3 separate regions of the Mus musculus genome follow, and all the other regions are linked to region 1. Evidence: chromatin loops called from intact Hi-C (ENCODE). Cell type or tissue: left cerebral cortex. All regions are shown on one strand.

Region 1 (8,000 bases):
GATATTTTGGAAACTAACAGCAGGTCACAGGGCTTTAACAACCAAAACCAGGTCTTCAGTTGCTCTGTTGCCTAATCAGAGGAGGCCATGAAAGGGCAAAATGCACAGATCAGCATTGTCCACAATTCTAAATGGACCCCACTGATAGTCTCCATCAGTCAGCATGCTGTCTTAGATGAGCAAGAGGAACCACTGAGGAAGACACTTAAGATGCTACAATATACGCCTAGGAGAGAGTCATATTGAGTGGTAATGCTCTTATATTCAATAGATAGAGAAGGCTCATACTCTTCCACTCTGACATCTCAGATGGTGGTCACAAACCCAAAAAGAAACTACCAGGACCTAACTGATATAGGAGGAAAGGATGAATGAATAAAACATAGGTATTGGTGTGTGTGTTCGTGTGTATGCATGTGTGTATGTGTGTGCATGTAAGTCTGTATGTGTGTGCACATGTGTGTATGTGTGCATGTATATGTGGATGTGTGCATGTATATGTGTATGTATGCATGTGTTGTGTATGTACATATGCATACATGTGTGTTCATGCATGCATGTATACATGTGCATGTGTATTCATGTGTATGTGTGTGAACATGTATGTGTGTGTGCATGTACGTACATGTATGTGTGCATGTGGGGTATGTGTGTGTGTGTGTGCAGTAATAGAAGAAAATCAATGTTAATAAAGACAGCTTGGAACAGCACACTGAATGAATAAAATCCATAAAACTTCAACAGTCAGACCAGGTCCTCAGCAGCCAGCAGCTGACTGACAAACACATGTGATCCCGAAACAGTGACAGCTTTTCATGCCAGTCCCACCTTCAACACAGTGCAATAGTGTGTGGGTAGTGGGTAGGAGCTCAGACAAGAACAGTTTACAGTACCAAAAATTCATTCTGTTCAGAGGAAAGGAACAGCTGACCCAGAAATAGGTACACAAGGTTCTTCCTGGCCTGCTTCAAGGCATCCTCTGATTAGCCTCCTTCAACCCCATCTTCTCAGTTAATAATAAAAGCTCTCTTTCCTCAAAGCAGTCCCAAGAGTTTGTAGAAGTTTTCAGTAGAAAACATATCACATTAACCTGGTTTAATTTTGAGATTTCAGCATGTGGACTAGGATGTAGTAGGCACAGGAGTCAGAGCTCACTCTAAAAACATGCTCCACCCCATGGGCCTCAATAGAATAAGGAAAATGACTTGGAGATTGAAGGGAAGGGGATATTTTTATTTTGGCAGTAAGGCTGGAAACCAAATGATTGTGGCTGTTATTCCCTTAACAACATTCCCAAGGACAGAAATGGGGCCGGGGATGGGGAAAAATGATTTTAATCTCTTTTGAACCATAATGGCTATTATTTTAAATGCTAAATTTATAATCTACAGTGTAGAATCTATAACACGATATAATCAATATGCACAGTGACTTCTCTTAATAGGGGTGATGTCAGGAAGGTTTTTTATATTATAGCTATCGGGAGTGAGGCCCTGCCCTGGTTGTCTGGCACCATCTACAACATGCAAAGATAGCCAGACACATGGCTCTTCAAAATTAAATTCAAGAGAGTTAAAAGCACCCCATTTAGTACGGAGAGAGAGCCTTTTCTTCATTTTCTTCACGTAGTTCTAATTTCATTTTTTTCTTCCTCTAACTCTGTCCGCTCATTCTGACCCTATCTAAGTCACCCGAGCTCTGATGCTGTGTTTCCTTCCCATCTTGGCCCACAGTTCCTAGTGCAGGCCTAGGCAATCTGTTATTACGAGAAGGAAATGGAATCGGTAATAAGAGTACAGTTTTTGTACCGGGAGCACAGTCAACTTAGGAGTGACTGGAACTGGAGAGGAAGGAACACTGGGTTAGTCAGGTTTGGAAAGACATAAGCGTTTTTAAGCAATAACAGTGAGGAAAGTTGTTGTTCACCTCTGTGGATGAGACCAAGGAGATTCCTCAAAAGAAACCTGAGCCCACCTGCTTCTTGGCTCTGCCCTTCCATTTCTTCCGCAGTTTGCTTCTCCTCTGGACCACTTTCATCTTTCAAGAAAACCACAGGGGGAGAGAAAAAAAATCAAGTCAATGTATGAAATATCTCTTTATGGCTAATACGCGACACTGAAATTAATTGCAAGCAATGTACCATGACTCCCCAAAAGCACAGCGGAGAGATGAATCAGAGGCATGAAATAGAAGAGGCCCCCCACATAAAGAGGTGCATTTGTACTCGTCTCTTCTCCCAGGATTTGCTAGAGGTAAAAACAACACTGAAGTAAATAATATTCACTCTGGTGCTGGAAGCATTTCTCCTTTTGCTGGCCATCTCCAAAGATGCCAAACACGTTTTACTTCAATCTTCTTTCCGGCTCTGAATCAAGTGACATTCTCAGTGTAAGGAGCTTGGCTGATTTTCTATGCCTTTTATGTTTTCGTTAGATATGTGCTTTCAAAAATTTTATTTTCATTTATCTTGTATATGGTGGTCTAACACATCAATGCGTAATTTTTTTTTTTGTCCTGAATTCATTACGCTGATCAACTGTAGAACTCTGAAAAACATAACTAAATGGGCGGCTGCATTGGAGGCTGGCTACTTGCAACTAATTATTTTTTTGTCTTAAAATTTGTGAATTCATGGGCAGAGAAAATGTACTCCCAAGGGCAAGTAAAGGCCTGATTTTATAATTAATTTTGGGGAGATCTCCAAAAACACTTTTGTGAAAAGAGCAATGTAGATCATTACCTTATCTGAAGATACAGGAATGGAATATAAAATGTAGTTATATACAGAGGACTGAAAATAAGAAGCTAGCAATATGAAGTACAAATGATCATAAGGCCTTTTGTCCAGGAGCAGCAGCTAACTCCCTTCTGTGTGGACACAATATGTCTTGTTACTTGTTTGACCAAGGGGTTAAGGTAGAAATGATGTCTTGAGCCTTCTGAGCTGCCTCAGAGTGACAGTTCTTGCTTTCTCCTTTGGGAAAGGGAGCCATAACTGCAATGCAGTTCAGACTAGACTACCCTGGACAGAGAGGGCCATGGGACCAAGCTGTGAGGAAGCAAGACCCATTAGGGAGACAGTGTTGCATCTTCTAGTCCATCCCAGCTGCTTGTAGGATGCAGAGTTGCCACCTTAGCCAATGTCCCAGAGCAGAAAGACTGCCGTGCCCTCTCCATCCCTGGCCCACAAGTAGGCCTAAGTTACCAACACTTATGATCTTACTGTGTTTTCAGTGCCACCCCTTGGTGCTGCTCATTCTTTTCTGGTTTGGTTTGATTTGAGCTTTGAGACAGGGTTTCACTCTGTGTCCAGTCTGGCCTTGACCTTGCAGTTTTCACGATTGTATCTCCTGAGTGCTGGGAAGGTAGGCATGGGCTGTTTTGCTACCTGTTCTTCATGCAAAAGCAGACGTATGAGAATCCTCCCCGAGGGCGGGGAGGGGGGCTTGACTAGCAGAGATAAAACAACAACCCTAGAACTTGGAGAGACCCATTACCAAGATACTCTGAAAGCAATCCACCGGACAGCATCCACTGTGAACAAGACTGCAGTCAATTAATACCTGAGTATGTACAGGATCTACTCCGTTTGTTCAGCTTGCGGAGAACAGAGCAATTTTGAATATGAGAAGCTAGGGACTTCTCGGTGTGTCTTTAAATCCACTGCAGTAAGTGACATATTTAACAGCACCACACAGCACCTGCTGTTGAGAATCTTCATGAGGATGACAGCACTGATTTTTGTTCTTGGGAGGAAATAGCCATCACGGTTGTTCTTGTTCCCTTAATAAGGCCAAGCTGGTTCGAGAACACGTGCCAAAAATTTAGCCAATTATTTCTTCCCTTCCTCCCTACCAAATGGACTGAACAAGCAGGAGAAGATCTGCCAGCTTTCCTCGAACAGACAGACTTCATAATGTAGATTTCACAAAAGGTCTGAAGTCTGTAGGTGACAGGCTGCCTTTAAAATTAGTCTGGTTCCTATGTCCCTTCTAGTGTGACTACGACAGAGACAGAGAGGATCCTTAACTGGAGAATACAGTCAGAGAAGGAAACAAGTCTTAGGAATGTAAGGAACTGTTTCTGGCAGTTAAAAAGAAATTCACATTCAGATGCCCAGATGCAGTGCTCTTATACAGGGGTTTACTCAGCAGCTCACCCAGGATTTCCTCTGCCTTCCCATGCAGGTCATAGATCTCCCTAACAAACATCCCAGGGGCACGTTTTTCTTCCCTATTTTGAGTTTCAGCTGTAATTTTCTACGTGAGTATTTCTGCTCTTGGGAAGCCAGCTTAGGAATCACTTCGCATGTTTATCTTGGAAGAAAGGTATTCTAGAAGTAGGCTGGGTTTGCCACTTGAGTAGCATGCCCTCAGCTGTAAAGGTACGTTTTCAATTTCAGAGACAATTCACGCTCAAATCCAGCAGGGGGCGCCAATGCAGAAGACTTGCTCTCAAAGCCCACCGTGCACTCTTGGGCAATTAGATTAGCATGCATTTCACTGTCTTTTAGAAGGACATTCTGGCTGCGTTCTATCTTTCCATCCATTTTAAATGCTTCCACCGAGTGAGTTCTTACTGAAAAAGTGGGCCTCTGCCGGTGTATGCGTGGGGTGGAGGTGGAGGGAGAGGAAGACACCACACGGACTCTCATTACCCGGTTACCAATAAGTGTTTGGTAAGGAGCAGCTCAATCTGTCTATCTTCACAGGAAACATATAAAGAATAAAAAGTTAAGTGGGGTAGGGCATATAAACTTGTGGTTTCTAGAAGGGACTTTAAAAGGGTTACAATAAATGTGAAGCAATACCTACCTACAGGGAAGCACTGGGCTATTTTGTTAGCTGAAAAATAAATGTCCCACAGAAGCTAGAGTTTCCCAGCTACTGCACATGTAGGAACATCTATCCACTTGTGATAATACACTTCCATGGCTTTTGTGTAGTGTGTGATGTGGCGTTTTATTTTCCCACCCTAAAAAGCAGAATAACCAGCAAGAATTTTTCTGTTGTCTCCTTCCCGGTGTTTTTAGTATTATTTCTGACCATCTATCTTTTAAACCATATTTATTAAGCATGTGCTATTTGCAAGAACACATTCCATGAAGTTTACATGAATAATATGAGAGTTTTTGCCTGCAGAATAAATTCATTCTCAAAGAAGGGATCTGTCACCGCTGGGCTGTGACAGGAATTCTGTGCGTGTTTAATTCTCTATTGAGAGAGATGGCAAGGCGGAATCCCAGCATTATGGCCTGAAGGTGTTATCTTGATATTTTTACTTCTTTCCACAGCTATGCATAGAAACGGAAATAGGGAAGGGAAATCAATCAGGGTAAGTCCCTGGCTACTGCTGGGCCAGCGGGCTGACGTGTACTGATCGCTGGCACGCTGTTACCTTTTCTTACTCTGGTCTCCGGAATTTTAGACACAAGCAAATCAGTTCAGATACAGCAGTTCACAGATTAAATTCTTGGTCTACGGTATAACTGTTTGTCAGTGTCCTCCGTCGGAGAGTAGGAAGCTCACGTCCCTGACGTTGGACTTAGCTGCTTGACCTGGACAATTAAAGACAAGTGGATAAGACCAGCAGTACTTCAATGTGCTGCAGAGCTGGACATGTGTCTTGTGCTTCCACCGTCTGCCATGGGGAAGAAGACGCTTTGTCAGGTGCTGGTTGACGGAGGACAAGAAGTAGGTAGAACAGCCTTCGACCCAGAGTAGAGTGAGGACAAGATTAAGGAATTCACATCTCAAAATGGAACCACCTAGCCGATCCTAGCCAATCTAGTTGATCAGGTGACCAACCTACAACCTGCAGACTCAGGTTCCCATGAGCATGAGAAAAACCAAAACCAAAACCAAAAACCTTCTTGTAAGTAACTAGAAGTCAGGAGAACTTTTGGCATTATTATTGATGAAAGTAACTGATAATAGTTGAGTAATATATATGGTATGTTTTTCTGTTATTTCTTACTAAGTGTTGACACTTTTGTGTATATTGTAGGTACTTGTATATAGTCCTACTTGTATGCACAGGTGTGTGTGTGTGTGTGATATGTAGTAAATCTGTACATGGATGTGCAGATAAGGGTACCCATGAAGGTGGTCAGAGCTAGAAGAGGATTCCAGGCGTCCTGCTATATCACTCTTTGTCTTAGTCCCCTGATGTAATGTCTCTCACTGAATCTGCAGCTAGACTGGTAGTCAGCAAACTCCAATGATTCTCCTGTCCCTGACCCTGTACAGTCAGTGTGGCAATGTCCAGCTGTTTGCACAGGTGATGGAGATTTGAACTCAGACCCTCATGCCTATGCAGCAAGAGCACTTACCACTGCACCATCTTACCAGTCCCTACCCACCTTATTTACTGATTGATTGAGACAAGGTCTCTCATTCATCTGGAATGGCTGGCCACCAAGCCAATCCTCCTTAGGTGGAGTTACAGGCACCCAGTACTGCCCCTGGCATTTTTGCAAAGGAACCAAACTTGATTCCTAAGCTTGCAGGGCAGGCCCTTAACCAACAGAGTCCTAAGCTAGCTCTGTCTTATGTGGAAGGAGATCAGTCTTGCCTGAATTTGTTTTCTTCTCATCTATATATTCATTTCACACATTTCAAAATGGTCTAGAAACACACATTTGGAAATGAAATTTGATTACATAAGAGGGAAATGGTCCTGAAGATTGCCACTGACATTAGTATGATAATGTTTGTGCTTTGTTTAATTACATAGCTATGCGAGCAACAGCTAGCATGTGCTGGTTGCTGCCTACCTTCTATTCAGTTTGAAAATACTCTGTATAGACTATTAAGTGTAATTCTTCTAACAGCCTCAAGAAGCAGCTGTGACCACAGCACTTTGTGTAGTACTGCCACAGCTAACGAAGAGCTATTGCAAAGGGTCCCAAGATCAATCTTTTATTGCCTCCCTGGAAAGACAGCTAATATTTATTATCTAAATATGATGGTAAAATTCTGGGAAGACAAAATTTACAAAGTTATACTTTAAAATTTAAGCTGAGGGCAAAGCTGCTATCTCCTATGAATTCTCTGAATCAATAAAGAACTCAAAGACTCCAAACTTTTTGATACTTGAACCATGTGGGTCCAATACTACAATTCTAAAAAATTTTTAAAATACTTTATACATTCACATAGCATAATAATATAAATATTGACATTTTATAAAAAGACTTTTTTGTATTGAAATAATCTTAAACAGCAAGAATGAAAGGAGGGAGAATTTTTTGTTTTGTTTTTTGTTTTTTGTTTTAAGTCTGAAACACTGGAGAGTGAACTGCAGATATAACCATCCACTTATTTCTCCATCAGCTCTGGACATGTTGATGTGAGTTTCATACAAAAAAACCCCCAAACAAACAAACAAACAAACAAACAAACCAAAAACCAAAAACCATTCTCTTCCTGCCTCTTCCAGACTACAATATAACCACCAAGACCTGGAGATGCACACAGATGGCAATCCGCTCACCCAATCCATGGATCACACAGACATTATACCTACTTCCCAAGACATCCTTTGCAGCTGGCTAGGAGTACCTACAGCACATCGCTGTCATGTTTCTTTGATCTCTTCCCACCTCAGCTCAAGCCTGGTGCCCTGCATGTATTCTCTCCCCAGATGATCAATGAGAGTATCTACCATGGTCAGCTCTGTTCCATCTCTCTGGAATCCAAAGGCCGGGAGGAGTGAGGAAATTAGAGAGGGAAATTAGGGTGGGGGAGGGGGAGGAAACACTAATTCCAAACAGTTATAGTTTGGGTTCTGAGGGTGTCACCAGCTGCTTGATCTCTTGGTGAGAAGTTTCCAAGTTGGCTGACTCCTGTGAAAGGGAAACCTCACGCCTGTCTTTCAGGAAAGATAAATAGGCGTTCACCTGAGTGCTCTGCAGCTGTGTTTCCTGGCAGCTGCTGCCTGCTGGTGCCTCCTTTTTATCACCTATGTGCTTGGCTATCACACGCTCCAGTGAAGCCCCT
Region 2 (8,000 bases), 1.8 Mb after region 1:
GTAAGTTTGTTTTCACCTTGAAGATGCGTGTTTAACTCATTCAAACAAGTGGCTAAATATTAATGTATCGATTCATCACCATTGTGGGAGATGAGCTCATGTACAGAGCAGAAGATAACTTGGCAAAGTTGAATCCTGACACTTTAGCCCCAATTTCCAAATGGAATTCATAGAACTATATTCTTCAACAACAACAAAATGAACATCTCTCTTTATTAGTCCTTCACAGGTCCTACCTTCCAGATACAAATCTCTATTTCTAGTGGAAGGTAACATGAAAACTATACACATTTACAATAAATCTTTCAGAAGCCCAAACTTTCCATGAGAATTCTAACAGAGAATTTAAATTTAAGAAAGTACAATGGAAATATTGTATGTAGTTTTCAATTACAAATTTAGTAAATATTAAATATTGAAAAGATTAATTTTGAAAATGTAAAAAGGAGTTAAACTTCACCCTGGATTTCTAAGTATTCCTGTTATCAAACTCTGTTACCTGGGAATCTATTGCTAAGAAAACATTAGAAACTGGAATGTCTAAAATTCTCTAGTAAACATTTTTAACCTACTATTAATAATTGCACATAGAGTAAACACAAGTAAACAAGTCAATTTTTCCTCAAAGATTTACTTTTGACATCTATGAGAAATGAACACATAATTAAATTAACAGTGTTTCTGAACACCAACTCTGAAGTGGGTCATCAACAAAAACTAAGCATGACATCAACTAACGTTTACTTGTATCTAACACAATGTGGAAGGAAACCATGGAAAGCTGGAGAACACTACAGCCAGGAGACAAGGCAAAGACTCAAGACAAACTGTAATTATCTTTAGTGAAAATAAAGCTGTAGAAACTGAGCTGCAAGCTGCGATACCGGATGACTAAACATATGAGCCCTGTGAGAACTGTGTGGAAATGAGAAGTATTCTGTAGGCAAAAGTGAGGCCATACAGTGGGCAGTGCTCCCATACTTCAGAGCCACTAAAGCTGTGCTCACACAAAGAACACATCGGTATGGGTGTCTCTCCCTGCTCTCAACTGTCTTCATCAACAAAACATGTAGGCTATTTCTAAAGGTCACTGAACAAATAGGAACTGTTTTCTAGTATAAAAATAAAAACATCCAACTGTTTAACAATATTATAGGACTAGGATACAGCGCAGTGGCAAACCACTTGCCTAGTGAACATGAAGTTCTCAGTTCCATCCACAGTATTACAAAAATACAGAACTTAATGTACTTCAATTACTTGGTCCGTGGCTCTACCGTAATATCTATGAAGATGCATCCTAGCCCAGGACCTGTCTTCTTGCATTCAGTACCTAATCCCAATACCAAACAAGGGAAAGCATGGGGGTGCCACCTATTAGCTGAGGGGATAAAAATTGAATGAAGGTGCAGTAAAACATAAAAAATAAGTGAATGAAGCAAAACATGTCAAAAGAAAGACTGGGCCAAAAGACTAAGAAAACTCTATGGTGAGCAGGCCGAAAATCCTATTAGGATGTTAAAATTCAGTAAGTACTTTTATTAAAAATGTAACTTATAACAAGCAGTGATGTCAGTCCAGGCTTTAAGAAAATGGGAAAAGTGTATAATATATCATTTGCAATAACTACATCTTCATACAACAATTATTTCGGTTTTGATTATTCCTTGAAGATTAAAAAAAGTCTGTTTTTATATATATCCCAATTACTTAAGGCACTCATAAATTGCCATGCATACAAAAAAAGCAATTTTAGCTAATGACATTCATAAATACATATGTATATATTCAAGCACTAGGATTTTTTTCTAAAACATCCTTAAAAATATGAGTTTCTAGAAATGAAAGATACAAAAAGCATAAAGTTTAGATAAAATGAGGAGGGGGTATTGTGCAGTGTACAATCCATCCATTTTCTCATCTATATAGTTTTCCAACATCAATTCATTATCTTGTTTATAAGATAGTTTCAATTACATATTTAATTCTAGGTGAATTTGTTAACTTTTCTAGAAAAATAATTTTAGATATGCAAAAAAATCATAAATCTACGTGATTATGGAAACGGCTTATTTCACAGTGGCCTCAACCAAGGCTTCACATTTTAAAGTGTGCATGAACTTAGATACTATTCAGTGATCACATTAAGGGGGAAAAAAGGTAAAAAATGTTTTTACCAAACTGGAATTTCTTGCATTGGTTTTTCTTTCCTTCACACAAGTGGTCATTGAACACAAATTCCACACATATTAGACACTGTAAAAATGTTCACATTAAACAAAATTATCACAGTGTTGTAAAATGTCAGCCTCACTTAAGAATCCTGCTAGTCGGTGATTTCACTATTTTATCAAGCATGTGAAATGCTATCTTCAAACTGAATGTTGCTGCTAGGTGGCTACACAAACTCTGCTTGCTTAAAGACAGGATTATCAGGAAATAGGAGTCTCTTTGACAAAGTAATGTAAAGCGTTTCCCAGAATATCTCCCAGAACAGCCCAGACTCTTGATAAATCCCTCGAACAGTGTGAAAACAAGTGCCCTTTCAAGGAAAACTACCTAGTGATTAATTACTGAAAGTGTACAAGACCAGCTCCTAAAGACAAGGTTACACTGCCATGAGAATAACGTGATTCCTACGAGTTACTGTGCAAGCTTCTCCCTCATCAAATTCATAGTCTGGCTACTTTCAAAGGATGTAGGGATTCAAACAAATAGAGAAGGAAGGAAGGAAGGAGGAAAAGAAGGGAGGAGTTGTACTAATTTATTTATAATGCTATAGTAGTCTGCCAGAGACACTTTCGGACATTTTGTATGTATGTTATATGTACCCACCCTAAGGATCGCTCAATTTATGCTTCTATAATCCTTACTATATAAACATTCTGAGTATTATTATAACCCACAAGTGAATATAAAATGGACTTGTGAAATATGAATTTCAGATACTCTTTATGCATAACAATAAAGTTCTCTATTTTATAAAAACATATTTATAAATACACAAGCATTTTAGTGAAGCTCTGATCAATTCCAAATTTATCATGAATTTAGCAGGTAGAAGATGCAAGTTTTGGAAGTGGCAGCAGTTGCCAATATCACATTATGTTACTGACATCAGACTTTTAAAACCATTAGTTTTCTTAGTAAGATAACGTGTGTGGCTGATGCATCACAATGTTATACGACAGAGCTCTTTGGAAACATTGAGGCATGCTACAGCCATTTGCCAGCAAGATACACCAGTTCCCTTCTTCACAGGAGGATGCCAATGAGCATGGACGGGTGGTAGAACAGGAAGAAAATGACTTGGGGGGTCCTCCGCAGTTGCCCAGGTGATAAGAAAGCTCTAAGCTGAAAAACCTGTGATCCCTAAGCAGCAGCAGAGACATGGAGAGATTCCAGCCAGCTTCACAGCACCTGCAGTAAGTTCTGATTGGTGGAATCACAGCACACCCTGGTGACAAAAACATGCTACCTCTGGCAGGCCTGGAGCTCCGCAAAAGGCAAAGCAGAGCGAGCTTGCACAAGACTTCTTCAATCTCCCTGAGAAGAAACAAGACAGTGAATAGGAAAACCAAAGCAAGGATGTGACACAAGCAAGTATGCAACATAAATGCGATGGTTCTGAAGCCAGCCAGCTGTTACTTCCCAGCAGCATGGTCTTGGGGGTGCTTTTAGGTTGTTTATAACTCAATTTCACATTAAAAGTATCTTTAAGAATCAAAGAAAATACTTGAATCATGCTTGGTACAGAGCCTAGTAGACAGAAAGAACTATACAGACTCGTTATGCAAATGAATGGATGAGGCTAATGTAAAGAGAGAATTAAGCTAAAAGGAAGACTTTCTATTTAAAATGAGTAATATTTAAAAATATTCTGTTTAGGGCATGGGATGTGTCCTCTAGCATGCTTTTTACATACAAAATCCCTTTCCGATTTTATAACAAAATTGTCTCCTTTTACAAACAAATATTGAGCCCAAAACAAAATTAATAAGTGCAGCTCACCAGGAGAGAGCATATCTAACTTTTCGAGGAGGAGGAGAGGGAGGGAGGAAAGGTGAGGGACAGGAAAGGATGTGGAATGGTATAGCCAGGACTCAGACCTGATGTCACTAACCGCAGACTTAGTGGGCTACAGACACTGCCTTTACTCCTCTGGTGTTGTTTATGATAAGGCACCATCTACTTTAGACAGGGCTATCCTCCAATTTGCCAAAGATGTAGCCAAGGATAATCTTGAAGCTCAGTCCTCCTGCTCCTGCCTCCTAAGTGCTGGAATTACAGACCTTAGCCACCATGCTTGATGTATACAGAGCTGGGGTCCAAAAGCGAAAACTTCCTAAATGCTAGACAAGAGCTCCTCCCAATTAAGCTGCATCCCCAGGCTCTTGTGCTATTTCATGGTTGAGGAACCTGAAGTATCTCAGCTAAAGTCCTGGCCAAGGCTCACGGATTAATAGAGAAGTAAATTTTCTAGTGTACTGGGAAAATGTTATATGTCTCTGTCCCATACAACTCAATAGATATAAAATTCCATGGTCACTGGGAATCATCTCTGGAACCACAGTCTTTTAATTAGTAAAAACAAAACAAAACTCCCTACCCACAACACATCCCCAATACTAACTAAACTGAGGAAAAGCACTCTTCTTTCTGTGGTAGAAAGTAGCAAGGTTGGTTGTCCATTCAAGGAAAGCATGCTAAAGTGTCTTTGTTTCTCCAACACAGAAGGGAGGTGAATGAGAAGTCCCAGGTAAATACAGGAGCCCACTAGCTCCCTATCCCCGCTAAGACTGTTGGTGACTGATGAAAAGAACTTTCTAAGGGTGCATTCCATTTGACCATGCCCGGGCTGGAAAGGAGAGAAAAGGCAGGCAGCTCCCCATCAAAGGTTTGTGGAAGTCATCTCTTAGCAACTGGAGCAAAGGTCATGCAGGTACTAACTAACCACCCTCTGCAGCAGAAAAGCAGACATTTTATACCAGCAGTGAAAAGATGAAGGAATACTGAAAAGACAACAAGTATCACAAGGCACATTAACAACTCTAGCATAGGGTCTCAGCACTGCACACAAATGAATGTACTTCTTTCTGGATGAACTGAATATCTAGATTAAATTCCATACTACGTCAAGAGAAAAACATTATTTTTGGCTGGTCTTGTTGACTATGTTTTCAGGCACTTGCTTACACAACTCATAAAACAAAATGCCTATTTAAATTTCACAGGCTTCCATTTTAATGTCTTTTGTAGATATTGGAATATAAACAGTAGTTTTTCCTTCCAAACAACAAATGCATGTGCAAGACATAGCATATTCCTCTATTACAAAATGCTTTTCTTCTTCTTTGTAGATTTTCTTTTATATATGATAGAATCTCTGAATAATACAGCCTTAGATTAAATAACAGTATTAACACAGTAACTATCAATAGAACAAAGACACAAAGTAATAAGTAACTACCTCATGCCATCCTAACATTTTTTTTCATTTCCATATAAAATATATTTAAGTATGGACATTCTATTAAAATCTAGTAATAGTTTAAATATTAACATCCTCTATTCATCATAAATGGTTTTGCAGATCATTAACAGTATCAAATATTTTCTTGCTTGCTTGATATTAGTGGAAAAAACTTTTTTTTTTTTGAAGAGAAATAAAGGATGTTTCTTATTTGTTCTGAAAAGTACAGTATTCATATTTACTTCAAAATATCAAAAAGTACCATTTTAATCTATATTGATGAATAATAAATATATATGATGGTATATACTTTTAAAATAATATATTAATAGTTCAATATAAATATAGTAAACATACTTAAGGGTTTTAATACACATATACATTATGAAATATTACTATAACCAAGCTAGCTAGCATAACCACACTTTGCACTAAATTTTTGTGTAGATACACACTGAAAAGACATGGGCTGGAGATATAGCTTCCCTAGCACCCAGAGGCCTTGGCTTTGATCCTCACCCAAGGGCAAGGTGGGGAGATATGTAAATTCTCTTAGCAAATTTTCAGTAAATAATGCAGTGTTATTAGCTACAACTGCCACATTAGTTATGCCTAACAAAGTATTTGCCTAACACAATTTCCAGAAAGAAGGCTTTATTTTGGGCTCAAGGTATCTGTCTGCTCATTATGGTAGGATGTGGTGAAGAAGGGCAGTCACATGCATCACAGCAGTGAAGGAGCAGGCAAAGGACTGTCAAAGACACATCACAGCCAGAGGTGTGTTTACTAAGCCATCAAATCCAGTCAGGTTGTAAAACGAAGGCTATCATAGTCACTTCATTGTAGCATACTAATTAAGTAATTATTAAAAACCCATTCTGTTTCCCTTTGTGATATAATTTTCTGTAGAGGGTGTTTGTTTCCCTTCTAATTTGTATAACAGCCATAGACTTTTAGTTCCTACTTCCCAGGAGGTTTATAAAATTATTACTCATAGTAATCAATTTTGAAATAATAATTTAACTTTCATTACATACAAAAGTTCTACAGTTTCATTGAGTAAATCAAATTGAGCCTGCTCTAAGTTTTTCTTATGTTGTACGGAATTGCAGTTTTCAGACTAGCCAAGAATGATTTTTTTATAAAGTAACAGCTTTGACCAGAGTTATTTCACCAAGAGTGTAAGTGCCAAGAAAGAATGACTCTGCACATCTTGTTTATGCAAGTGAGTAACCACCATCTGCCAGCACTCTGCCGGCACAAACTGATCACTTATGTATGCCAACAAAGGATGACACTGGAATATACACCAAATCACGTAAAAAACAGATGTATGAGCCTATCAATCATACTAGATGAAATGCCCTCACCTGGATTTATAAAAGGAGTAGGCTAAGACCAAATGACATGTGACACTACTCCTAGTGAGATGCTGTCTTAGTTAATATTGCTGTGATATTATACCACCACCAAGGCAACTTTTAGAAAGATGGATTTATTTAGTTTACAGTTTCAGAGGGATAGCAGTGCATTATGGTAGGGATACATGGCAGCAAGCTCAAGAAGGTATGGAGGCAGAAACAGTTGAGCCTCACATCTCACACTACAAGGAGGGAGCAAAGAGACAAATGGCACATTTTTAAGTTCTAAAAACTCACCCCTATGTCACACTTCCTCCATCAGGGCCATATCTCCTATGTCTGCCCAAACAGAGCCACCAACTGGAAACAAAGTATTCCAATGCCCAAGAATTTGAGTGGCATCTCATTCAGATGTGAATATACATTTACTCACCCCAGATAGGGAAAAACAGAGCAGAGGAGAGATATAACCAAGGTCCAAATTGATGAACCAAATCATATTACTGGGGTAACTTATAGGTACATGTGTAAATAGTTATTTACAGGGGCAGAAACAACATAAACATGGCTACATAACTGAAACGTACCTCAGCATGGGTAGCAGCCCACTAAGCTAGAAACTTGGAGTGCTAAGTATAACCAGTAGGCAACTAAACAGGTAGGAGACTCATGTTCTTTCCAGGCAACTCAATTGGTCTGAGCCTACTCTAGGAAACTTAGCTGGTTCATGTTTCTTCCAAGCACCTCAGATTGTCTGAAAGTGTCTCTGAGCAGTACATTACTTATATATACTTAGAGAAAGAAGTTGGGGGAGGAGATAACCTAGTGAATCTGGTTAGTTTCAGGGACTTCCTGAAGCTTTCTAGTTGTTTACTTCTTTTCTCAATGAGCTTCCTTAGAGGGTGAAATGTTTTACCTTTTGAACACCATGTTGTTCACTTCCATTTTAAAGTCTTTTATATATTAATGTGTGATATGTAATATGTAACCTGATAATTAATGTTACTAGTAATTAATATTGTGATAAAACCCTGTGTTTGCCAACAGAAGCTATTAAAAGAAATCAGGACTATTTGGTAAATTACAAGCAATGAAACTGATGTAGTTTGTAAATGTATTGGTTGTTCAATAAACTGTGATCCTGTAAAAAAACTAAGTGGTATCCA
Region 3 (8,000 bases), 560 kb before region 1:
TGTTTGTGTGTCTATGGCTTCAGCACTGACCACTCTGCACTCTCTGCATTGGGCAGCAATAGGGGCTCATCTCTGGGAGAGGCTAATTACTCATTAGTTGCTGGTCGCTCTGTGTCTAGCAGTGGGGCCCACAAACTTTTTCGTCTTCCACATTCATGTGTCCATTAACTTTACCACTGTTCTGGTCTTGTTTATTCAGCCATGTCTAAGAGAGATTGTTTCACAACAAGTTCCTGGTATTCTGTCTCTTAAAATCTTTCCACTCTCCTTTTCACAGTGTTTCCTGAGCCATAAACTAAGGAGCTGTGATGTCAGTCTGTTGGAGCTGGCTGCTCCACGGACAGGTTGATCTCAGCATCTGTGATGGTCTCTATTTGTTATACAGAGAAGCTTTGATTCAGGGTGGTAGCTATCTGTGTGTATAACACTTAGAATGTGGTAAGGAATTCTGATGGTCTAGAAGAGTGGTCCAAGTAGATTGTTTTCTAAGGTCTACAACCTCGCTAGCCCTGGGAAGCTGGCTAGGTTTTCAGTACTAGCATGGCAAGATATGTATAAAGGTGCAGTGAGTGAAATTCCCTTGTCAGTGGCAGCCAACAACAGTGCAGGGGGACTTAATACCCATTCAGCTGGAGGGAACTCATAGCCATACTGGAACCCTAACCGGCTTTCCAGGGTTAGTGAGGTCATGGGCCTTAGAAAAGAATCTGTCTAGTATCCAAACTGACTTGGCTTATACTTGGCTGTGTCACTGGTTACTATGACTTTGATCAAGTTGTGCTCTTTGTTCTTGGTCTCAGTTTTTCCAACCATAGCTGGAATTGCTGGCTTAGGTGGCTCTGGGGATGGTCTTTATCAGAGGAGGACTTGATTTTCTAGGAAACTGCAAATAGTTCTGTGGGTGTGTGCACAATTATGTGGGGCACAGACACTTGGCCACTTTTCTCCCTCTTCCGTGGTCTGTGGCTAGGGCTTTGTTTTTGTTTCTTGCCGCTGACCATTATTTTTTTCCCCAAATGTCCCTCTAGAACCTTGCCTCAGTCTTAGCAGTTATACAACAATATGCACATCACAAGTGTACAGTGATGAGTCATCACAAACAAAACATAACCATGTTTAGGAAATAGGTGAAGACACACAGTATTATCTGTCCTCTAGAATCCTTGTCACAGCTCCTGGGTTACTCTTCCTTTCTCTTAAGGAGTCATCTAGCCTGACTTCTGAAATCTGGCCTTGATTATATTTCTGTAGACTGGCTTACCTTGCTTGTATTATGTTTGTGAGCTACCTCAGTTGCTGTACAATTAGTTTTTAGGGACTGAACCAACTTGCCTCATACCTGGTTGTGTTATAGCTGTATAATGTTATGTAAGGTGGGCCTACCACAATGAACTCATTCATTCTTTTTGCATTTGGTTGCTCCTTGTTGGAGCTATAAGAAAAAAAGCTCTGCTCTGAGCCTTGTGATTGGTATCTTCTAATGAATATATACACATCTGTTTGAAAGGAATATTTTATAAGTAGATGCTGGGTTATAGAGTAGATGCGTGTTCAGCTTTAGCAGACACTGGACATAACCGCCAGGATATTCATACCATCTCCAGTGTTACCTGCCAGGAGGTCCAGTAGCTCCAGCAATGTTAACTCAGCTTTAGTGTCAGTCTATCTAGTGACCGTGGGGCTGTATCATATTATGATTCTGTGTTGAATTTCTTCATGGCATGTAAAAACCTCTCCATTCCAGTTTTAATTATCATGTTTCTTAAATGATTCCCTCAGACCTTATCAAGTGAGCTGTCCTAATATTTAATCTCCCCAGTCACTGATCACTGAAGGGTCCTGTGCCTTTCTCATGTTTGCTTTACCCTGTAAACTATTCTATTGTCCCAGAGAACGCCACTCATCCAGCCACCAGCTCATTTCACATGGTCACATGGCCTTTAAGGACTGCCTGGGCATACTGGGCAGTGTTCCAGATGTGGGTCTTTGGGTCTTCCCTTTGCTTCATTCCATTCTCTCGCCCTGTTGAGTTAGACTGCTCAATTTTTTGGCCTATCCCTTTCCCTACTTTTGTTTTGTAAGCCATTGCCTCCAAGCCATGGCTGTTACTTTTAGCCAGGCAGAGGTTATTTTTGTTAAATGGGAGAGTAATGACCATGACTGTAGTAGGAAACTCCAGGTCTGTTTTAATTACTTAGAATTCTTCCTCATTTTAGACATGCATCTCCTACAATCCAGGCAAAGGTCTCGCCTACTCTGTCAACCACAGCTCACTTATCCAGAATGTTCTTTAATATCCTTATCCATCAATTGCATCCTCTTGATGAAATGATTTACACTACTTTATCATCATTATTTATTATTGTTACTTAGATAGTGCATCCTTATTCATACGGCGCAGGATCAGAGGTACACTCAATGTGCTTCAGCACCAGGTCAGGAGCCTTATACACTTTCAAAGAAAGCTTTTCACGCTCTAACCTGATTTCAGTTCAGACCTGCTTGTTAGGGAGTGTTGGTCTTCCTCCTGTCTTCTTCAGGCTGTGATAATGCTGTCTGTGGTTTGAATAACTCCAAAGTTGAGGTGCTGAAGGTAGTCACAGAGATCTTGTTTATAAAAACAAAGAGAACATGGCCAACTCACATGTTTCAGAGCATAATTTTAACATGTAGACTAGACAAGATATACTGAAACTAGTAGCTATTATATAATGAGTTTCACTTGCATTTAAATTATTCTTCAGAGTTTTTGAAAGTTGATTTAGAACAAATGACTTGTATTTTTTATTATATTAAGCCAGAGTAATTTTTTTTTGTTAGATTTAACAAGAATTCTCTGAATGTCTTCAGAATCACAAAGTAACAGTCTGCTGTTAGTAAGTAAAATACATTTTTTTAAAGTAAACAATATCAGAGCAAAAGCAGCAACAACCAAATGTGTCTTTTCTCGGGAAGCTAATCTTATCATATTTTGCATATTGTATAGGGAGGCTTGTCGAGTTAACAAGTGGCAGTCCCAACTATGGGCAAAGCCATTGTGTTTTAAGAGCAACCCACATTCTTGTTTTACAGTATTCATTATCTTGAGAATAGTTGGAGTAGATGTGCTGTTGGGAGTGGTTTGGTTTTTACCACTAGATGGCACTGCAGTTAGGGAAAACAAATCCCATAGCTCTTAACTAGGATCTTTGGCAGTGAAGCTGTCTGCAAGGACAGGATGTACTGCTAAAGGGGATTGAAGAGGCCACCAGTGATTTCTAGATAGAGTCTGTGGAGACAGATTGTGGAGATTCTAGCATTAGGGGTTATTTAGCTGGTGCCTTCTTGAAGCCACATTGACACCTGATACAGAGATGGGAACGCATCTTCATATTCTGGAGTTTCCATTCACATCCTTCTGAAATACTTTGTCTGAAGTTGCTTTACATTTAAGTGGTGGCTCTTAATGTGTGTCATAGGTGGTCATTCTGATTGGCTCTTTTTAGAAAGCTGGCCTGCTTCCTTCCCTCCTTTTCATCCTTCCCTCCTTTGCTCCCTCCCTCCCTCATGCCCTTCCCTTTTTATTTATGTGCTTCTCTTCATAAGAATCATTTTTGCAATGACTGTTTACACCATTCTTTCTTCATCTTTGGCTCTAAGGAGTTCTTAAGAGAATTAAAACTTCCCTTGCCTTGTGTCCTTGTTCTGTAACCTTCCTTGTTTGTTTAAGGCTGTCCGAATTAGTGAATGTGCTCAAAGAGAGAGAGAGAGCTCTCTTTTTGGCTTCATATATTGAGAGCCAAGAGTCTTCTAGAAGAATGCTCAGGTTAAGATTTTTTCCCTAACTCTCTCGTCATTTACATGGCAGCAGGCAGAAGGCACTGCCAGCAGGCACAGGTACACTGCAAGGTGGCAGAAAATAATGCTGAAGGTCACCTCGCTCAGCTAGATGGTGGCTGTGTGACATGGGTGACTTACGTAGACTCTATGTCGTTCAGTTTCAAGATCTGTGAAATGGGGCCCATAGCATCTCATTAGGTTGCTGTGAGAATGGAGGGATAGTGGTAAAGCCGCTTTGTCGGTTGGAGCCCTGAGCAGGGTAGAAAAGGGTTTCTCAGGGCTTGAGCTCAAAGCATCTGTTCTCCTAGGAGCTGAGGCTGCTGGGGAAACTGAGGGAGTGTAGTTTAGCAGTTGGGGTACAGAAGAGCCCAGCTATAGAAAGGGTGTGAACAGCAGACCTTAATTTCCTAGTTAATACTTCCTTTTCTTCATTACTGCTTGAAAGAAAATAGTGAGCTAATTTAAATTCTGCTCATATATTCTGAAGACGCTTTTCTCGTTTAGTTTCATTATCTGAACCATCAGTATTTCTTTTGAAGTGTCTAAGTAGTGCATTGAAATTTCTTACTCATTTCTCTCATTTCACATTGAATTAATGACAGAGTATTCGAAGTAGATGAAGTCTTAGGGCTGATCTTATCCAACCTTGTCATGAGACACTGGGAGTGTAGAGCCTGCACACAGGGTTTCTGCTGCAACTTCTCAGGATTACATAGGGAATGGGTGTTCAAGCTGAGGTCAGAATATTATTCTCTGATTTCCAGTTCAGCATCCTACATAGAAATGACCAGTCTGGTGTGTTCCCGAGTCCCTCTTTCCTTCACAGGATGCATTAAACTTTATTATATCAAAAAGTTGCAAATAAATATGTATAAACTTTAGGAACTGTTTGTTGATGAGCTTTCCTGGCATTACTCTAGAGGAGTGAGCTCCTTCAGTGAGTGTGGGGGTGCCATATTAAAGCAACTAAAGGGGATTTTGTAGGTATGTGACAGGGGAGGGAAGAGATGCCTTGAGATATGAGAGTGGGGAACACCTTCAAAATTAAAGTCAGCAGGCTTGCTTTAGAACTTCAGCAATCTTTGTTGGGTATTTCTGTGGTTTAGGTATCAGAGTAATTGTGGCTTCATAGAATGAGTTGGGTAGAGTACCTTCTGTTTCTATTTTGTGGAATAGTTTGTGAAGAACTAGAATTAGATCTTCTTTGAAGGTCTGATAGAACTCTGCACTAAACCCATCTGGTCCTGGGCTTCTTTTGGTTGGGAGACTATTAATGACTGCTTCTATTTCTTTATGGGATATAGGACTGTTTAGATCATTAACCTGGTACTGATTTAACTTTGTTATCTGGTATCTGTCTAGAAATTTGTCCATTTCATCCAGGTTTTCCAGTTTTACTGAGTATAGCCTTTTGTAGAAGGATCTGATGGTGTTTTGGATTTATTTCTTCAGGATCTGTTGTTATGTCTCCCTTTTCATTTCTGATTTTGTTAATTAGAATGCTGACCCTGTGCTCTCTAGTGAGTTGGGCTAAGGGTTTATCTATCTTGTTGATTTTCTCAAAGAACCAGCTCATCCTTTGGTTGATTCTTTGAATAGTTCTTCTTGTTTCCACTTGGTTGATTTCGCCCCTGAGTTTGATTATTCCCTGCTGTCTACTCCTCTTGGGTGAATTTCCTTCCCTTTGTTCTAGAGCTTTTAGGTGTGTTGTCAAGCTGCTAGTGTGTGTGCTCTCTAGTTTCTTTTTGGAGACACTCAGAGCTATGAGTTTTCCTCTTAGAAATGCTTTCATTGTGTCCCATAAGTTTGGGTATGTTGTGGCTTCATTTTCATTAAACTCTAAAAAGTCTTTAATTTCTTTCTTTATTCCTTCCTTGACCAAGGTATCATTGAGAAGAGTGTTGTTCAGTTTCCACTTGAATGTTGGCTTTCTATTATTTATGTTGTAACCCTATAGGTGGAACAACAATATGAACTAACCAGTACCCCCCCCGGAGCTCGTGTCTCTAGCTGCATATGTATCAGAAGATGGCTTAGTCGGCCATCAGTGGAAAGAGAGGCCCATTGGTCTTGCAAACTTTATATGCCTCAGTACAGGGGAACGCCAGGGCCAAGAAGTGGGAGTGGGTGGGTAGGGGAATGGGGGGGGGTATGGGGGACTTTTGGGATAGCATTGGAAATGTAAATGAAGAAAATATCTAATTAAAATAATAATGAAAAAAGAACTTCAGCAATCTTCAACATTCCCTTTACTTTTTGCTCCCAACTTATTCTCTGAGAGGATTTATATTTGGTGCTAAGAGAAACGTCTTCCTTTAGCTTTGGTGTCTCAAGGTTACAAACCTGTGGTTTTTTGAAGTGATTCTTTACAATGAAAGTGCTCTGAATTCTTTTTAGTTTTCTTTATTTTCTTTTGTTGCAGTTATTAAAAAGGTGGTGTTCTCAAACCATTCCACATTCTACCATGGAGTGGGAAGGCATTGTTGAGCCAAGCCCTAATTGAGAAGCTATTGAACAGTTGATGACTTCTGGGAGAGGGGGAGTCAGTTTTCTTTAAGGGTGTGACTCCTGCCTGATAGGTGGATCATACTCTAGTGGATGACCCCACAGCCACAAATGGGTCCTTGTGGACAGTACAAATTGGGGTCCATAGTTATTAAACTATAAAAAAAAAGGTGCAGTGTTCTCGTTAAAGGAAACTGCTCTCTTAAAAGATAATGGCATTCAAATGTGAGTGGTGGGCTTAGTTTCTTTGAGTTCGAATGCTGCTTTATATCAACTGAGTATTGATGTCAATTCTTTAGGCTCCCAGGTTGGCCCTCCAGCGTGTATTGAAAACTGTTCTGAGGTGATGATGGCTCTTGCTCAGGGAAGTGTACAAGTACTAGGTTGGCAAGGCTAGGGTAGGATGTCAAGTCAGTAGGCAGTACCCACCCTCTATCTACTAACTACAGAGAGAAGCTATAGTAAAATACAGGGACCATATTGGGAAGAGAGACTGTTGGAGGGGTTCTCTGCCACCCTGTCTCAAATTCATTTTCTGGGCGCTTGACATGGGGTTAGGTTTACGTAGTGTCCTGGGAGAAGTGTGGTCCTGCCTATTATTGACCCATCCTTGTCTCAGATCCAGTCCCTTGCAAGACAACTTGTCAGAACTGTGTGGACTCTGGGAAACAAGTTCCTCTTCTATGTGGTCACCTGCCCCTAGCCACCTTCTCCCAGAATGAAATTCCTGGGGATATTCTAATTATTTGGAGACATTATTTCAACAGTTTGATAGCCAAAAGGAGAGGCACATGTCTCTTTAGAATAAGGTTGGTAGTACTGTGGTACCGCTGGCAGTCATGAAGGTTGAAACATTCCTCAGTCTACATGGGGCTCTTTCCTTCTTGACTGGTCCTAGGCCCTTTACACTTGTACTATTGAAGTTATACACAGTTAAAGTTCAATTCCTACCCTCCCCACTGTTCTACCCTGTAGTGCAGGGCTAAGGGTGGTAGTTAATGTCTACCATGATCTGTGAATATGGTATTGAAGCCTGGCCTAACTCCTTATCATTGTGAGCTTAAGTTTTCTCCTTATACTAGGGTCTAGCAGCCACTACTACCTTAGTGTCATGGACTGTGTACAAAGGTAGTCTATATAAAGTACTAACTATTTGATTACATATATTTTATATGTCATATATATTTATTTACATTTATGTATGCATGCATGCATGTGTGTGTGTGTGGGGGGGGCTTATAGAATGGCTCCAAAGAGTTAAAGAAGCGAGGTGTTTTAGTGGTAAAGAGTTGAGCTACTGAACAAGGGTCAAGGCTAAGTGGGATTAAGCCAAGTCAAAAGCTCTGGAACAATTATGAATTCTCTGCTTCTTGGCCCCTTGATGCATATACCAGGTGGTGAGATTACAGGTGAATGGGGTCATCTTCACCTCAGTGCTATGGGGTCAAGGTGAGGACGTTGTACTTTCTTTAGTCTGGAGTCTTCATACCTTTTTGGATCTGGTTTTTCAGATAGGTTTTTATGTATTCATGTGCCTCTCTACAACCTCAATTCTTGCTAATAAATTTACAGGGTAATACCCTTTCTTGTCCTAGTTATAGTGTAGGTGATGCTGGACAAATGGCACTGTTCACATGCCATCAAAGGGCAGAGTCCTCTCCATCCTCGACATGGAA

Evidence for each region. Hi-C counts contacts between places; a loop is a spot of excess contacts. Peaks named below come from ENCODE experiments on the same cell type or tissue, not always from the same donor. Only the 100,000 strongest peaks of a DNase experiment are listed, where the experiment ranks them.
Region 2: a loop joins it to region 1, with 2.7 times the contacts of the local background. A loop is called at or near these places in 5 of 42 quality-filtered maps.
Region 3: it touches region 1 in a loop (3.0-fold over the local background); 14 of 42 quality-filtered maps call a loop at or near these places.

The regions. Positions count from the first base shown.
Region 1 is chr2:142,250,558-142,258,557 of GRCm38, reverse strand. Macrod2 (mono-ADP ribosylhydrolase 2) reads right to left here. Exons shown (of 19, transcript NM_001013802.3): 12 at 1,927-2,037. Among named protein-coding and RNA genes, the nearest start is that of Gm25583, 610 kb to the right of the region's middle. In left cerebral cortex, CTCF peaks have their summits at 4,425 (motif pointing right) and 6,843; DNase peaks (open chromatin) are centred at 843, 3,806 and 4,440; H3K4me3 peaks cover 283 bases; H3K27ac peaks cover 943 bases.
Region 2 is chr2:140,496,592-140,504,591 of GRCm38, reverse strand. The region is part of intron 3 of Macrod2 (mono-ADP ribosylhydrolase 2); the gene reads right to left. Among named protein-coding and RNA genes, the nearest start is that of Gm23846, 60 kb to the right of the region's middle. In left cerebral cortex, a CTCF peak has its summit at 3,467; DNase peaks (open chromatin) are centred at 895, 3,458 and 6,703.
Region 3 is chr2:142,808,379-142,816,378 of GRCm38, reverse strand. The region is part of intron 12 of Kif16b (kinesin family member 16B); the gene reads left to right. Among named protein-coding and RNA genes, the nearest start is that of Kif16b, 89 kb to the left of the region's middle. In left cerebral cortex, a CTCF peak has its summit at 3,136 (motif pointing right); a DNase peak (open chromatin) is centred at 3,149; H3K27ac peaks cover 546 bases.